Linked DNA regions of Mus musculus: region 1 is linked to region 2. The links are chromatin contacts, found by Hi-C or POLR2A ChIA-PET in ENCODE. All regions are on one chromosome and are shown on one strand. The core of a region is the stretch at or near the end of the contact, and the rest is flanking DNA. Distances in the headings are between cores, read along the strand shown. Region 1 holds the start of Rundc3a (RUN domain containing 3A). Region 2 holds the start of Tmub2 (transmembrane and ubiquitin-like domain containing 2).

Evidence for each region. Hi-C counts contacts between places; a loop is a spot of excess contacts on that map. ChIA-PET counts read pairs that join two places held with the same protein, here RNA polymerase II (POLR2A).
Region 1: POLR2A ChIA-PET joins it to region 2 with 10 read pairs in embryonic stem cell. The contact joins the promoter of Rundc3a here to the promoter of Tmub2 in region 2. A Hi-C loop is called at or near these places in 7 of 37 maps with a recorded cell type or tissue (T-helper 17 cell, heart, left cerebral cortex and 1 more). POLR2A ChIA-PET finds 5 or more read pairs at or near these places in 4 of 5 experiments (Patski and embryonic stem cell).

The regions. Positions count from the first base shown.
Region 1 is chr11:102,390,822-102,395,009 of GRCm38, reverse strand. It overlaps Rundc3a (RUN domain containing 3A), which reads right to left and starts at 1,607. Exons shown (of 11, transcript NM_016759.5): 1 at 1,228-1,607. The coding sequence starts at 1,334.
Region 2 is chr11:102,283,017-102,286,867 of GRCm38, reverse strand. Tmub2 (transmembrane and ubiquitin-like domain containing 2) reads right to left here and starts at 1,917. Exons shown (of 4, transcript NM_028076.4): 1 at 1,780-1,917; 2 at 1,150-1,204. The coding sequence starts at 1,184.

The DNA.
Region 1 (4,188 bases), core at 358-2,857, 110 kb before region 2:
AGCCCAAGTATGGTCCCAAGGGCAGAAATCTCTTGACACCACACTGGCAGGTTTGGAATATGAAGGCAGTAAGTGCTTCCGGCTAGGTCACAGATGCACATCCCAGCCTCCTCCTCACAGAGGTGATGTGCACAGACTTTCGAGACACTGGCAAAGGGGTGCTCTGACACAGAGACAACATGGCTGGGTATGTGTCCAGACTCCAAAGGAACCCTGGGTAACCGGAGACTGGGCATCAGGTGGGCATGATTTCGGGAAGAAGGAACAGGGCTGTGGTTTATGTTCACGCAAGTGGGACTGGCAAGAAAGGACAACTCGGTCCCACACCCAGGAGCACTAAGAGCCAAGACGAAGCACCCCATTGGACATGGAGGCTGCAGGTGGAGAAGGCAGCTGGCATGGAGATCCCAGAGGGAGTGGCAAGGACAGGTGGGGGCTTGGGAGAGAGCCTGCACAGCTGGTGGCTTTCTGGCCTCAGGGCAGGGCAGGCAGGGTGAGTCACTGCAGCCTTGAAGTGGGAAGGATTACTTTCCGGTGTCCAAGAAAGAGGAGAATTTTCCTAGCCCTGCAACTGCCCCACCCTCAGGGATTTAGGGATCTGGGCTCCCAGTCTTTACTTGGGGCCCCAGTTTCTGCAATTAGGCCTTGGGTGCTCCCTACAGCGGGGTAGTGCTCTCGACCTTCATTGGATGGGTTCAGGGCCTTTGTGCACAATTGGTCCAGCCACAGGCTGCTGCTACCTAGAAACACCATCATTGCTTTATGAAGGGTTGAGCATAGTAAAGTCTCTTAGGAAAGCTCCACTCCAAGACGCTAAGCAGGCAGGGGTGGCAGAGGGGACTTGGAGGACATTCACCCCCAACCCCATTGAGCTCCCTTTGCCCACCCTGCCCCCACTGCCAGGAAGAGAGCCAGCCATCCTCCCTCCTCCCCCCTCTCATACACAATGTCACTTCCTGGTTCTCACAGGAAACTGCAGTGCCAATTAAACTCTCTTCATCCCCCAAACCCCAGTCTGGGCATAGGCCTGGCTTAGCCAAGAATAAGGACCAGACATTCCAGCCCGCCTCCCGGTTCCGGGCCTAGGAAGGATAGAGAGCGCGGTCCTCCCTGCCCTGCCTTTTCTCAGTGTCTGCAGAGCATCCTCATGGGCATGCTCAACCCTTAGATTTCTCAGCCTGCTTCAACCTCTCTCATCACCCCACCCCGACCGCCAGCGGCGCCCACCTGCACACGGTGATCAGGTTCCTGCGCTCCACGATCACGTTGCGGGAAGATGCTTTCTTGGAGGGCAGCCCCAGAGCCATGGTGGTCTGGACAAAGCTCGCTTCCATCCAGATGTGCGGCCACTGCTGTCGCCGCCCGCTGCCCCCCACCCCACCCGGCGCCCCGGCCCGCCTCGCAGGATCACGGCTGGGCCGTCTGCCCCCGGGGGCCCTTCGTCTTCTTCACTGCCATCCCTCGGCCTCGACGCCTAAGGCCGGCCCCTTTGCTCCCTCCCCCGGCAGCGATTCCGGAGCAAAACAAGGCCGGGGAGGGAGCTCTCCGAGGTGCTGAGCCGGAGCTCGTCACCCCCTCCCCCAGTCGCCCGTCCCCCCTCCTCGGCCGGTGACGTCAGGGCCATAAGCCCCGCCTCCGGCAGCCCGGGACCAATCCGCAAAGGGCGCAGAGTTTTGGGGGAGGGGAAGGACCGAGGCCCTTGAGAGAGCGGAGGGGGTCCCCCGGAGAAACAACGGAGACTGTGTAGAGAAGGGCCCTTTCTCCACCCCCACACTCAAGGCTGGGGATCCTCGTCTGGTGTCTCAGCTTTGACGCTTCTTTCCCTTGTTTCTGGCCTGAAGTCGGTGCTATCTGTCTCAGATTTCTCATTGTACCCTAAAGAATGGAGACCCTTACCTCCTGCATCCTTATGCCAGCCCTGCCCCCCATCCACTCATCCCAGGCTTGTCAGCCCGGCCCAGGCCACTTCCAGAGACTGCAGGTGGCCTTAAGGTGCTAACCCTTCTGAAACTAAAGGCTGCCACAGAAGCTGCCTCTTCTGTCAGTCTCTGCGGGTTGTATTTATCTGCGCTAGCCAAGCAAGCCAGTCTCTCTACAGGTGGAGGATGGGAACTCAGCGAAACCATTTAGTCCAGAGCTTGGAACCACTCAGGATAGGGATTTGGGGTTACCAACAGTCTGGCGTCCTGGACTTCATGGGGTTCTTAGCAGTAGCCACCCCACCGACCAGTAGATTTAAGGATTAACTCTTTGGCAGCCTACATTGATAGGGGGCCGGTCAAAAATGGTTTCGCTTTTAGCTGGGCAGGACTTGAAGGCATAGTTTGTTTTGGCTTCTGTGCTATCTTTGGATTCCAGGTTGCTCTTCACGTCTCTGCTTGCCCGCTCCATTCCTGGTAAACCACTTCCAGGATTTGAACATTGCCCGAATTCGATTGGGTCATTCCTTTTAATGTGGAATGTAAGGCTATACATTATGGATATCAATGACTTATCAGATCTGATTTGCATTATTTTCTCACATTCTATGGGTTGTCTTTTAAAATTGATACTGTCATTTGATACTCAAAAAACTTGAATTTCCATGAAGTGTCCAACCTGGCCTTTGTTGTCTGTATCTTTGGTGTCAAGTCCTAGAAATCACTGCCTTTGTATGTTTTTGTGTTTTGTTGGTTTTGTTGGTTTGTTTTATTTTGAGACAGGATCTCACTATATAGCTCTGGCTAGCTTGGAATTCCATTTGTCAGACCAGAGTGTTCTCAGATTCACTGAGATCCTCCTGCCTCTGCCTTCTGAGAATTGGAATGCCCTACCATGCCCAGCTCCTTTGTACGTTTTGAGATAGTCTTTTGGGAGGCTGGACTGGAACTTGATCTGAAGCCAAGGATAATCTTAAACTCTGGATCCTAGTGTCTCTGCCGTGCCTGACTTCTTTTTCTGTTTTCAGTGTTGAGAATTGAGCCCAGGACCTGTGGGTTGTAGGCAAGTGCACTGCCACTGGACAGCCATCCCAGATGCCCTGTTTTCTTTGACTTGTAAAGGCTTGCTTGTAGATCTGTGGGCCACATTAAGTGAGTTTGGGATATAGTATCAGGTACTATCTTTCTCCCCATTCATACACACACAAAATTATTTGACCATATACATAAGAGTGTAGCCAAGCTCTCTATTCTATCTACCCCATTGGCCTATGTGTCTGGTTCATGTCTGTTGGAGATTTTGATAATGATTTCTAGTAAGGCATTCTTTGTGCTGTGGTTTGAACACAGGGCCTCACACATCTAAACAAATACTACACCACTGAGTTACAACTCAGCTCTCTAGTTTGGAGAGCAAGAAGTATGATCTGTCCTTTGTCATATCCTGACTCATAGCAGCTTCCTTTCTTTTCAGTATAGACTTATCACCTATGTGTTCAACAATTTAACATTCCCAGGGTTGAGACTTTATAGAACTGAAGAAAGGTATGCAGGAGCCGGGCAGTGGTGGTGCACGCCTTTAATCCCAGCACTTGAGAGGCAGAAGCAGGCGGATTTCTGAGTTCGAGGCCAGCCTGGTCTACAAAGTGAGTTCCAGGACAGCCAGGGCTACACAGAGAAACCCTGTCTCGGAAAACCAAAAAAAAAAGAAAGGTATACAGGAAGATGTGACTACTTCTTCCACCTCCTCTCCCTCCTCCTCATTCTTTTTCCTCTTCCTCATCTTCCTCCTCTTTTTTGTGAGACAAAGCCTCACTATGTAGCCCTGGCTGTCTTGGAACTGTATCTAGACCAGGCTGGCCTCAAATTCAGAAATCCACCACCCCCTGCCTCCTGAATGCTGGGTGCATGAGATACCACTCGTAGCCAGTGATTACTTCTTTCAACATTAGCTTAGGAGACTCGTTTTTCTTGTGTGTTATTTCAGTGTGTGTCTATGGAATGTGCATCCATTCTATCATGAGGATAATCTCATGTATAAGACAGGGCAGGGTCAAGAAAGCAGGGAGTGCTTTATGTGTCTTCATAGAGGGATATAAATACAGGAAGAGTAGCAGCAGCTGGCAGCCAGGACTCGGGACCAGATGAGCTCTGGGAATCTGCATGGTTGAGACTCTCAGGAGAAGCGTCCTGCAGAAAGCCATGGTTTCTCCAATGGTTCTGAGAGCATAGAAAGAAGCATAAGCCTAGGCACTATGTCCGGTGGTAG
Region 2 (3,851 bases), core at 668-3,167:
CTGGCTTCAAAATCACTTGCCCCTATCGGAGTATTGGGCCTAAAGGCCACCACTGCCCGGCTTACATTTTGCTTCTTTAAGCTTGGAGTTTCTCTAGGATTCCTAACACATGACCAAGCACATCTGCATGCACCCAGCAGCCTCAGTGGTAGCTTCAGATTAGAAAGACTCTTTAATGGGCATTGTGCGGCCACCCTTGCCAGATTTCCTTTGGATTACATCTCATTCATGGCCACACACCCATTCATGCCCACACACCCATTCATGCCCAGATGTCAAGAGCCAAATACATAAATATACTCTGATCTATCAAGGATAGGATCAGATCACTTCAAATGGACAAATGTACTGGGACTATCAGCAGACATGTTTGTCTATTAAACTGTTCTGGCAAATTCTGGGGAGCCACATAGGACAGTCACCAGAAACACTACACGCTTTAGTCTCCATAGGCTTGGCTTTATAACTGCAAAACCGCTGTTCTACATGCCCTGGTTATCCCAGAACTTGGGAAATAAAGGAACTAAGGATACAAGGTTCAAGACAAGTCTCCACTACTTAGCAAGTTCAAGGCTGCCTAAGGCTACACGAGACAGCTTCAAGAAAACCATTGCCCAAGTAGAAATTATTTGGAAATACTTCCCAACGGTTCCCACTATCCTTCTTTCAATCTGTCTTGTGCTATGAAGGTTTTCCCTCTCTGCGGCTTCTGAGAAAGCATTGGAGGCTCTCTGCATATTCCTCGGAGTACCGTCTCTTTTCCTTGGAGAATCTACGTTCACAGCTGTCTCTGGGCAAATCCATCTGGTGATTATCATCATCAGACTACTCTCACAGCACCCACAAAACATCATTACACTCATAACCTGTCCATTTCTTCATTGACTCCTGGAAGATAAGAACCGAGGGTAGTTCTCTTTGTTTGAAGCTCTTAATGCAATGTCACAGTAGCTGCTCAAGGAATATTTGTAGAACACACCAACACTCTCAGAAGCGTTTCCACAGCCTTATTTACACAGATTGGCCCTGGAGTCAGGGAAGCGATTCTGGGTCACTGTCTAGCCCCTCTTCTAGCTATGCAATGTCCAGCAACGTTCTCAAAGCCTCAGCTTTCTCAACAGTAAAGTGGGGTTTAAAATGGTTACCTACCTCATAAGGTTGTTTTGAAGAAGACGTGAAATCATCGAAGCAAAAATAATTAACACTGTTCAATAAACAAATGATAGCAATTACGTCTCACTCCCATAACTAACCCCTGTTGGTCAGGTTAGTGTCAGGAACCGTGATGTACACAAAAGGAAACTGTGGCAAAGACAGATGGAAGCGGAGGACACAAGGAACTGCCGCGGGCAGGGGCCAGATAGGGGACCTGCATCTGTCTGACCAAGGCCTCGGCTTTCTCCTCAGCCTGTGGACGATCCTGACCGCACTGTGGGGAGTCGTCCCCGACCGTGCTTTTTTCTGGGGTGAAGGTTCTGCGTCTGAAAGGTCCTATTCCCTTGGCAGTGGAGTCCATCAGCACCCCCCACCCCACCCCCGAGCCGAGGAGCTTCCGGGTTTCGGTCGCAGTGCCCAAGCCCGACTCTCCGGGACAGTGATGGTTTAGGGTCAGGTGAAGAAGCGAGGGTCGGGAGGTAGGGGGGTCACAAACCATCCACACCCCTCAAACTTCGGGGCGGGGCAGAGGAGAGGGGGCGGAGCTTGAGGACGCGAGGAGTCATGGGAGATTAAAGGGGGTTTGGATGGTTACTGTGCCTCGATGGGGAAGGAAAGCCTCACCTGACAAAGCCAGGATAAATGTTTTGACTTCGCCAGGACAGTCTTTGTAGTTCTCTTTCCGTAGGGGTCAGGGGAGGGGCTGGCAACTCAGGATTCTGTCCAGGGTCCGATCTCTTCCGGCTTTTCTCGGAAGCTGTTAACATCCAGGACAGGAAGTCCCGCCTCCCCGCCTTGTACTGATGACGCAAAGCTACGTAAGGCGGACTGACGTAAACGTAATCTTTAAATAAAAGGGCCAGGTTGCGCCGCGGCAGAAGGGGAGGAGTCATTGTTGGCGGGATTTCGGACCTCCGGCAGTAAGACCACGCCCATTAGGCGTGGCCTCGGACCTCCTGGAGGTCGGAGGCGGGGCCAAAAGAGAAGAGGCGGGGGAAGGTGTTTGTGGGGGGCGTGGTTTCATGCTTAGACGATTGCCCTGGCAAGCTCTCCTGGTCCACCCGCCGCTAGGTTTCCTTCTTTCCCGCCTGGTTTTTCCTTCCGGTTTGGTTCTCTAGCTCCAGAGCTAATGAGATTCATTACTGCTTCGCCAATGCACACCAGGCTCCAAGGTTGGGAGCGGTAAAGTCTGCTATTTTTGACTTCTAAGACAGTTGTTCCTCGAGGAGATGGGCAAGAATACAAATTAAAGTCTTAAGTACTTGAAGATTTCTACCTCGTATAGCTTTAATAAATGAAGCGGGAAGGCATTTTAAAGAGATACAAATACAGTGCCCTCAGCCGGGCAGTGGTGGCACACGCATTTAATCCCAGCACTTGGGAGGCAGAGGCAGGCTGATTTCTGAGTTCGAGGCCAGCCGGGTCTACAAGTAGTGAGTTCCAGGACAGCCAGGGCTATACAGAGAAACCCTGTCTCGAAAAACAAACAAACAAACAAAAAACAAATAGAGTGCCTTCTTAAGAAAGGATTTTTTTTCTTTTACTTGTTTCTATGTGTATGCCGCGTGTGTGGGTACTTGCAGAGCCCAGAAGAGGGCATTGGATCTCCATGAGCTAGGGTTACAAGAGGTTGTAAATCGCCAGTCTTGAGTGCTGGGGAGAGAACTCAGGTCTTCTGGCAAGAAGAACAAGTGCTCTTAACCATTGAACCATCTCTCCAAGTCTATCACCCTGGATTAGTTTTTCCTTTTTTTTTTTTTTTTTTTGGTTTTGTTTGATTGTTGATTCACTATGTAGAAGAGCAAGCAGCCTTTCTCAACCTTTGAGTCTAACGACTCATTCAGAGGTCGCATATCGGATTTTATATTAGTATTCATAAGAGTAGCAAAATTACAGTTGTGAAGTAGCACCAAAAATAACTTTACAGAGAACCAGTGTAGTGGATGATCTTTCCCATCTGGGCACCACCATGAGATTAACCCAGTGTTTTGATGGTCTTGGTCACTTTAAGAAATGTATTACATTTTATTTATTGATTGAGTATATGTAGATGTGTGCACTACAGCCCAAACGTGGCGGTCAGAGGACAGCTTGTGGGACTTGATTCTCCTTCTACCCTGGGGGTCCCAGGGGTTGAACTGATGTCACCAGCCTTTGTGGCAACTGCCCCTCCCCATACCATCTCACTGGCCCCTCCTTAATCATTTTTCTTTCTTTCTTTCTTTTTCTTTTCTTTTCTTTTCTTTTTTTTTTTTTGGTTTTTTTCGAGACAGGGTTTCTCTGTGTAGCCCTGGTTATCCTGGAACTCACTCTGTATACCAGGCTGGCCTCCAACTCAGAAATCTGCCTGCCTCTGCCTCCCGAGTGCTGGGATTAAAGGCGTGTGCCACCACGCCCGGACATTTTTCATGACACTGTAGATGTTCTCCTTATCTTTCCTAAACTATATATCTTTAAAAGATTTATTTATTTATTTTATATGAGTACACCGTAGCTGTCTTCAGACACCCCAGAAGAGGGCACCAGATTCATATTGCAGATGGTTGTGGGCCACCACGTGGTTGCTGGGATTTGAACTCAGGACTTCTGGAAGAGCAGTCAGTGCTCATAACCACTGAGCCATCTCTCTAGCCCCCTTTCCTAAACTATTGAACTTTGAAACTTAGGTGTTCGTTTGTTTGTTTGTGAGGCAGTTC